Regions from separate parts of the Homo sapiens genome. Here region 2 is linked to region 1. Evidence: read pairs that join two places in POLR2A ChIA-PET (ENCODE). Cell type or tissue: OCI-LY7. All regions are shown on one strand. Links, peaks and the distances in the headings refer to the core of each region. The heading gives the core; the rest is flanking DNA.

Region 1 (4,390 bases), core at 253-4,252:
CAGCAAACACCCTCTCCTCTCTACCCTAGCTGCTGAACCCAGAAGCTTCAGGCTGCTCTGAAAAACAAGCAGCTGTGATGCATTTGGTTATTCCCTTTGTTCTAGGCTCCTAGGAACCAGTGGAGGTTAAGAGTCTCAGATCAGCCTTAAGCATTCCACCCTTCTCCATGGGGTTGCTCCCTTCACGCTCACGTTCTGCTGTCTTCCCAAGTCCTTCCTCCTAGAACCTCCTGGCCTGCCTTAGAGCTGGGAGGACAGGGGGTCAAAACTGGGCAGTATAAACCACTGGCAGCCTAAGCCGCATGGACATCAGGGCCAACCCCGTATCTCCCTGCCAAGAGCTCAGCCTGGCAGGAATGCTCACGCCTGTGCTGTTGTAGAGTGGAGTGTTGAGTTACATCCTCTAACGGGTTTAAAAAATGGCCAGGGCTTGTTCGCTGTGCTTGTTGAAATCGCTGTGTGATCTGACTTTTGTTTATGAGGTCACTAGTGTGAACAACTTATGGGTGGGCTCACTGAGAATGAGGGACGGAGGTGGAGGGAAAGGTTGAGAGGTGCTACGGTAAGGGAGAAGAGGGGCTCGTTTCATTCACGTTTTGAAGTCCTGCACTTCATTTCCAGTCTCCCACACCTTGGTCTATCTGTGATTCATAGACGTTCTCAGCTATTCTCAAACCCAAGTCCTTTCCTGTGAAATGTTGTTTTTGTTGTTGTTTTGTGTTTGGTTTGGTTTGGTTTGGTTTGAGACGGAGTTTCACTCTCTTCGCCTGGGCTGGAGTGCAATGCACGATCTCGGCTCATTGTAACCTCTGCCTCCTGGGTTCAAGCGATTCTCCTGCCTCAGCCTCCCGAGTAGCTGGGACTACAGGCGTGCACGACTGTGCCTGGCTAATTGTTTTTTTATTTTTAGTAGAGATGGGGTTTCACCATTTTGGCCAGGCTGGTCTTGAACTCCTAACCTCAGATGATCCACCTGCCTCAGCCTCCCAAAGTGCTGGGATTACAGGCATGAGCCATGGCCCCCAGCCTGAAATGACATTTTAATGTTTTTCACTGGACAGGTAACTAGTTTAGCAGGAAGAAAAGGGACAGGGGCGCTGCTTGCTGAAACAAGCTAAAAGGCAGCTAGCTGGAAGTGTGTGGAAAGCGGGGTGCCCACTCCTGACCTCAGCGGGGTCCACGTGGGATTGGGGTAACCATGTGGAGAAGTAGACACAGTGGCCCTCGGGGCTTCATCCCCAGCACCAGGGGAACCTGACTCTCCCTGTGAGGAGGGCACATCCTGAGTCCAGAAGGGAATGGGTTCCGGGCAGTCACGACACATGGCAGGGGGCAGGGTTCCAGGCTGCAGCCCTAGAAGCCTCCTCCTGGCTGCAGCTGGGGCTCGTGGGTCCCCAGTGCCAAGGTGTTTCTCCCACTTTTCTGTTTCTCTCTCAACTGGGCAGCTGTGGAGCCACTGCTCCCAGCCCGCTGTCCAGCGCTGTGCCTGAGTTTCTTTTCCAGTAGTGAGGGCGGCCTGTGTGGATGGAGCCCACCTCTTATTTTTAGTCTGTGCGTATGTTTTGAGGGGTGTACAATTAGGGAAACTAGGTATTTTCTTTTTTTTACATAAACACCAGAATTATACAGCGTGGAAAATGTCGCGCCCTTCAGAGCTCTGCCCTCACTCTGGCCATGCTCTGCCGTCAGAACTTCTTTTGGGATTCCTTCTTGAGAATTGCTTTCAGAGCTGATTGAGGGTCCATACCAAAGTCACTCTGTTCTTTTATTGTACCTTGTTCTTGGCTTGAAATAGATTATCCACCTTCTTCCCCAGATGTGGCTCCGGCTACTTAATTCTTGCCAGAAATCAGATCTTCCCTTAGGATGGAGTTTGCAGTGTTGAGGGTACAGGGAAGCCCATGCCAGGGCTTGTGGATGTTATTAGAAGCTGTTGGCTCCTGGTAGGTGTCTGATGAGCTGTGAGCACTTTTCACATCCTTTTATTTAATTTTATCACCATAGCAGTTCCATTTCTAAGATTCTTGTTCAGTTCTTTGTTCCAAGCACTGCAGGAAGTGCTGGACATGCAGAAATGGAAAGGCGCAGTCACGGCCCCCAGGGAGCTCAGAAGGGTCTATTGGCAAAGCCCCAGAGACGATGTCTCAGGATACAGAGTGTGGGGCCCATTGGTACACAGGTGTCTCCACGCAGGGGCTGAGCCAAATAGGCAGGGCTGCTCGCAAAAGGGAGTGAGTGCCTTTTAAGGAAGGTGGCCCCACTTAACAAATGGAAAATGAAGGCTGCAGATCTCATGCTTCTTCCACTGCAGCTTCTCTTGATGGCAGGCAGTTCCCAAGATATGAGCAGTAGCAATATTTGTTGGAGGTGACTGATCTGAAAGGGACAGCATTGATTTGAATGTAAGTCCATAAGTTCAGGAGTGTGTCCTTTTTAAAAATAGTGTTCAACACTTGAAAACTCTTGGTTCTTTTCCAGGTGGGAACCCAGGGGTGCACTTAACTAACTGCCTTGGCTCTGGGACCCCAGGGAAGGCCGCTGGGTGGGGTGGTCAGCATGATTTATGAGCCCTCATCTGCACATCAGAATTGGATGGGAATTATGCTATATCTTCGTCCAGACGTGCTGGACTGTTTGAAACTGGGCATAGGGGCAGAGGAGACATGGTTGGCTAAGCCCAGCCGTAAAGGAAGTGAGCAAGAATCTTCAGACACACTGCCATCCCTCATGGTGGGGTGGGGCTACAGACTCTGGATTTGGGTCACTGGTGTCCTCAGGAAATCCCAGCAGGCTCCTGACTGCTCCTGTTGGGGGCCTGAGGGTGGGCTGCCCGGTCCAGCTCTCCTGCGATCACACTGCACAGTGCCCAGCTTTCAGAGCGAAATCCCCTGTCTCCTCAGATCGACCTTCAGAAGATGCCCTTGGGGAAGCTGAGCAAAAGGCAGATCCAGGCCGCATACTCCATCCTCAGTGAGGTCCAGCAGGTAAGCACAGGGCTACCAGGGGCCTCCTGGAACCCTCCTCTGGCCGACTTAGGGGGTGAGACCTGGGGGTGGCAGGGGTAACATTTACTCAAGGTTAAGAAACTGGAAGTACTGAACTGCACTTCACGAGGGTTTCGATTTTTTTCAGTTCAATAAATGACAAGTGCCTGCTACTTACAAAAGTTTATCACAAAACTAATGAAGAGCAACATTTTTCAGTTGTCAGATACTTAGTAAACTGACCATAAACTTGAAGACGTTGGTTACCCTCTCTGTTAAAAGTGAAGTCATCCCTCTGTATCCTCGGGGATTGGTTCCAGGACTCCCTCGGGGTTACTAAAATTCACTCATGCTCAAGTCCTAGAGTGCCCTGCAGAACCCATGGAGGAGAAAAGTTGGCCCTGCACATCTGTGGGTCTCGCATCCTGAGATTTTTTTTTTTTTTTTTTGGTGGGATTTTTCTTTCTTTTTCTTTTTTGAGACAGAGTCTTGCTCTGTCCCCCAGGCTGGAGTGCAGTGTCACAATCTCAGCTCACTGCAACCTCCATCCCCAGGTTCAAGCGGTTCTCGTGCCTCAGACTCCCAAGTAGCTGGGGTTGCAAGCATGGGCCACCACACCCGGCTAATTTTTTTGTATTTTTAGTAGAGGTGGGGTTTCACTATGTTGGCCAGACTGGTCTCAAACTCCTGGGTTCAAGTGATCCGCCTGCCTCAGCCTCCCAAAGTGCTGGGATTACAGGCATGAGCCACCACACCTGGCCTGAGAATACTATATTTTTTATCTGAGTTTGGTTGAATTCTCAACTGCAGAGCCCACAGGTGTAGAGAGCTAACTGTATTTATTGAAAACATCTGTGTATAAGTGGACCCGCATACTTCAAATCGATTGTTCAAGGGTCACCTGTGTTGTGGTTTTTATTTTATGTGTCCTTAAGAGTTAGGCAGAGTTTATTTTGCAGTTACTAGGAAGTCATCAAATGGAAGCCTCTTTCATTCATGTTATTTCAACATTCTTTGAGCATCTTTCAAGGTCTACCAGTCCCGGAGCCTTCCAGCTACATCCTGGAGGGGCTGGAGGGTTCCGCTTATATTTGTGGGTGGGTGCAGGCCTGGCCTGTAGAAAGAAGGAAAGCACACAGGAAGCAGAAGTGGGCCCAGGCAGCGGGCTTTCTGGCTGGTGCTGGAGAAAAGGCGCTGAACCGGATCTGTCAACTTCAGTTACAGCTGGCTCTGAGCAGTGAACCTCTCTCCTTGTTCCTTACTGACTGAGAACTTACAAGGCTTTCCTCGGCCCCAGCTTCTTCCCATGCAATAGTCTTCAGGAAGAAGAGCTGGAATAGCATCCTTACCCATTGCCAGAGCCACCTGGGCAGCACAGATGGAAGTTGTACAACTTGGTGAAGTCC
Region 2 (4,390 bases), core at 205-4,204, 70 kb before region 1:
AATAATTGTACTTATTTATGAGGTACATAGTATGTTCTTATTTTTTTAAAAAAACTATCCTTTCTCCCCTTTATTTTACCATTTAAAAATTAATTATTTATTGTTTTAATTTAAAAGTATACAGATTCAATTATTTTTCTAAATTCAAGCAAAGAAAATTGGGGGAAAAAGTCAATCCTACCACCTGCTAACACGAGGAATGACTATAACAAGAATCAGGTAAAGCCTTAAAACGCCTTGAAACGACTGAGGAACGCAAAGGCAGGCTGGAACAAAGGGAATAAATATACCATGTTTTTGGAGAGGAAGACTCAACATACTAAAAGCTTCAGTTCTCCATAATTTAATTTATAAAGGTGATGCAGTCTGTTAAAAACACCATTTTTTTAACCAGACAAACTGTTTATAAAGTTTATGAAAAAATGAATAAGAATACCTAAGAAAATACTGATAAAGAAGATGAGGAACGAGGCCTACCAGATACTAAAACATATTCCAAAATTTCAATAATTAAAACAGCTTGGGGTCTGGCACAGTGGCTCACGCCTGTAATCCCAGCACTTTGGGAGGCCAAGACAGGTGGATCACTTGAGGTCAGGAGTTCAAGACCAGCCTGGCCAACACAGTGAAACCCCATCTCTACCCAAAATACAAAAATTAGCCGGGTGTGGTGGCAGAAACCTGTAGTCCCAGCTACTCAGGAGGCTGAGGCAGGAGAATTGCTTGAATCCAGGAGGTGGAGGTTGCAGTGTGCCGAGATCATGCCACTGCACTCCAGCCTGGGCAACAGAGCAAGACTCCATTTCAATAAATAAATAAATAAATAAAACAGCTTGAAGAGAAAGACCAATGGAATAGAAAAGAAAATTTTAAATAGAAAATTAAAAAATAGAAATGTTGTGTATAACAAAAGAGACCTTTCAAATCAATGGAGAAGAGGAACTTGTCAGTAAATGGAACTGGGAAACACGCCCATACCTGAAGGGCAGAGCAGTAGCAGCCTCAGGACAAGCTCGGACCAATGGTAGAAAAGAGATAGAAGGAAACAATGGATAACGCCCCTCCTTTCCTCCCCCTGTGGCCAAAGAACTGTTTGGAAGCATCCTGCTGTTTCTTGTGAAGCCTGGCCAGCCACCTTGCATGTGCCTTCCTGCCTCGCCTTCTCCATCCCCTTTTACTCTCTCTTGCTTCACTGTAATTTCATCTCTCTATTGCTTTGCTTTAAGATCTGTTCTCCGGCTGGGCGTGGTGGCTCACACATGCAATCTCAGCACTTTGGGAGGTCGAGGTGGGTGGATCACCTGAGCTCAGGAGTTAGAGACCAGCCTGGCCAACATGTGAAACCCCATCTCTACCAAAAATACAAAAAACTAGCCTGGCGTGGTGTCATGCACCTGTAATCCCAGCTACTCAGGAGGCTGAGGCAGGAGAATCGCTTGAACCCGGGAGGCGGAGGTTGCAGTGAGCTGAGATCACACCACTGCCCTCCAGCCTAGGCCACAGAACAAGACTCCATTTCAAAAAAAAAACAAACAAAAAAACAAAAAAAAAAGATCTGTTTTCTAGGTAATCTGGGCTAAGACATGAGAGAAGACATGATAGAATAAAGCATGATAGAATCTCTTTGAATCCTGGAATAAGGAAGACCCATGACTCAGAAATTCAGGAGCCACAGAAGATTGATAAGTTCAAATACATAAAAATTAAAACCTCTGCATGGCAAAGAGCATCAATAAGCTAAGTCAAAAGTGAACAAGCAACTGGGGAAAATAATTGCAATTCCTATCTCAGACAAAGGGTTAACCTTTCTAATGTATAAAGACTTTCTAGAAATCAGTAAGACAAAGACTAACAACTCAATAGAAATAGAGGCAAAGGATATGAATAGACAGTTCACAGGAAGGAAAATACAAACGGCTCTTAGGCATGTGAAAAGATGCTCAATGTCATACATCACAAAAGAAGGCAAATTAAAACTTCACTGAGAGTTATATAAGGAACTCCAATAACCCAGTATTAAAAAGACAAATAACTCAATACAAAATGGGGAAGAGATTTGACAAGACACTCCGCAAAAGATTAAGAAGAGAGCTGGGTGCAGTGGCTCACGTCTGTAACCCCAGCACTTCGGGAGGTTAAGATGGGAGAATCACTTGAGGCCAAGAGTCCGAGACCAGCCTGGGCAATGTAGCAAGACCCTGTCTCTACAAAAAATTAAAAAACTAGTCAGGCATGGTGGCAGTCACCTGTAGTTCTAGCTACTTGGGAGGCCGAGGTGGGAAGATCATTTGAGCCCAGAAGTTCCAGGCTGCAGTGAGCTATGATTGCACCAGTCTCTGCACTCCAGCCTGGAAGAGAGACCTTGTCTCATAAAGAAAACAAACAAACAAACAAACCAAAGATTAGGAATAGCCAATAAGTACTTGAAAATATGTTCAACATCATTAATCATCATGGAAATGCACATTAAATCTATGATTAGATACCACCACATATCTTCTACAATGACCAAAATATAAAATAATAACAATATCAAGTATTGATAAGGATATGTGACTATTGAACTTTTGTACTTTGCTGATGGGAGGATAAAATGGTACAACCACTTTGGAAAGCAGATGGCTAGTTTCTTACCAAGTTAAACATACATTGTATCATATTACTCAGAAATTTCACTTCTTGGAAATTACTGAAGACACATGAAAGCATATAAACACAAAAATATTTGTACATTATTGTTCATAACTGCTTTATCCATAATAGTCCCAAGCTGGAAATTATATATCCATCAAATTTGTATTTTTGTAAAAATACAAAAATTATCTGGGCATGGTGGTGTGCTCCTGCAGCCCCAGCTACTTGGGAGGCTGAGGCAGGAGAGTCACCTGAACCCAGGAGATGGAAGTTGCAGTGAGCTGAGATCACGTCACTGCACTCCAGCCTGAGAGAAAGAGCAAGACTCCATCTCAAAAAATACAATACAATAAAATAAAAAATAAAAGTATACATATTCAATTTTTTTTCTAAATTTAAGCAAGGAAAATTGGGGAAAAAAGCCAAACCTGCCACCTGCTAACAATTAGGAATGACTATAACCAGAATTGGGTAAAGCTTTAAAACACACTGAGGAACATAAAGGAAGGCTGGAACAAAGGGAATAAATATACCATGTTTTTGGAGAGGAAGACTCAACATAATAAAAACTTCAGTTCTCCATAATTTACTTGATAAAGGGGATGCAGTCTATTACAAACACCATTTTTTTAACCAGACAAACTGATTATAAAGTTTATAGGAAAAAATGAACATCAACATATGAATGAAAAACAAACCCAAAAGGTGTGGTATATTTGAATATTCAATGGAATACTACTCTGCAATAAAAAGGAATGCAACATCATGGGTGAATCTCAAAAACATGCTGAGCAAAAGAAGCTGGTCAGAAAAGAGTACACATTATTTGATTCCATTTCTGTGAATTCTGAAACAGGCAAAACTAATTTTCTTTCACAAATAAGACTTTTTTATTTGCCACTATTGTAAGTCCTAACTTCAAACAGATTCAAGGACCGTGGTTCATATCCATCAGCTCGTTCAACTTTAGCACCTGTCTCGTCCCCAGTGGCTTTTCCAGAACTGCTACCTTCACCATGAAGCTCCATGAGTTTTCCCAGTTCAGACTTGGGCTTCTTCAGCATTTTTACTTTGCTAATGAAGACATCATGGAGAGGACAAACAGATTGGCAAGCCTTTTTATGTCTTTTCCAATGCTGTCTGCAATCAATTTATTGACCACTTCTTTCAGGTCATTTGTCTGCGCCTCTCAGGTCATGATTTCCAAAATCTTCTTCCGGATTTGGCGGACTTGTTGATGCTGAGCATAAGAGGTCTTCCATATCGGATTGTTGTGTTTCTTAGCAAAACCAACACAGAACAGACGAAGCACGTAACCGTTGGTAGTCTTGACATTGACAGGAGCTTCAATCATTGTCTGCCATTTTTTGACCATGGAGCACATTTTGTCACAGGTCAGATCCATGCCATGGAAGTTAGTCAGGCAGTTTTTGCCCTGAACATCTTCAGTAATCAGCTTGAATTTTCTAAATACAACATCATCATTCTGCAAATCAGCAAGACTCACTTCAAACACACAACCCTTGAGGCCATCTGATACATTTGGGTTCCTTCAGTCCTGGTGACTAGCATCTCTCCAATATTTCTTGTGAACATAGCAGGTGCTTTCACATCATACCAATCTTTCTTAGAAAATGGATCAACCACTTTCTTCCTGGCCCCCTGTTTGCCACCTTTCTTAAGGTGCTTATTCTTGCCAACTGCCATGGTGCTGCTCAGAGAGCCAAAAGAGCTGAGAGAGCCAAAAGCAAAACTG

What was found. Peaks named below come from ENCODE experiments on the same cell type or tissue, not always from the same donor. Only the 100,000 strongest peaks of a DNase experiment are listed, where the experiment ranks them.
Region 2: POLR2A ChIA-PET joins it to region 1 with 5 read pairs; 1 of 35 experiments calls an interaction of 5 or more read pairs at or near these places.

The regions. Positions count from the first base shown.
Region 1 is chr1:226,369,028-226,373,417 of GRCh38, reverse strand. PARP1 (poly(ADP-ribose) polymerase 1) reads left to right here. Exons shown (of 23, transcript NM_001618.4): 15 at 2,901-2,984. Among named protein-coding and RNA genes, the nearest start is that of PARP1, 37 kb to the left of the region's middle. RefSeq lists enhancers at 1,949-2,018, 2,039-2,098, 2,849-3,008. In OCI-LY7, for the core only: no CTCF peak of the experiment used is centred there; DNase peaks (open chromatin) are centred at 2,147, 2,697 and 4,127; H3K4me3 peaks cover 2,932 bases; H3K27ac peaks cover 4,000 bases.
Region 2 is chr1:226,438,512-226,442,901 of GRCh38, reverse strand. It overlaps the pseudogene RPS3AP7. Among named protein-coding and RNA genes, the nearest start is that of PARP1, 33 kb to the right of the region's middle. In OCI-LY7, for the core only: no CTCF peak of the experiment used is centred there; no DNase peak of the experiment used is centred there; H3K27ac peaks cover 22 bases.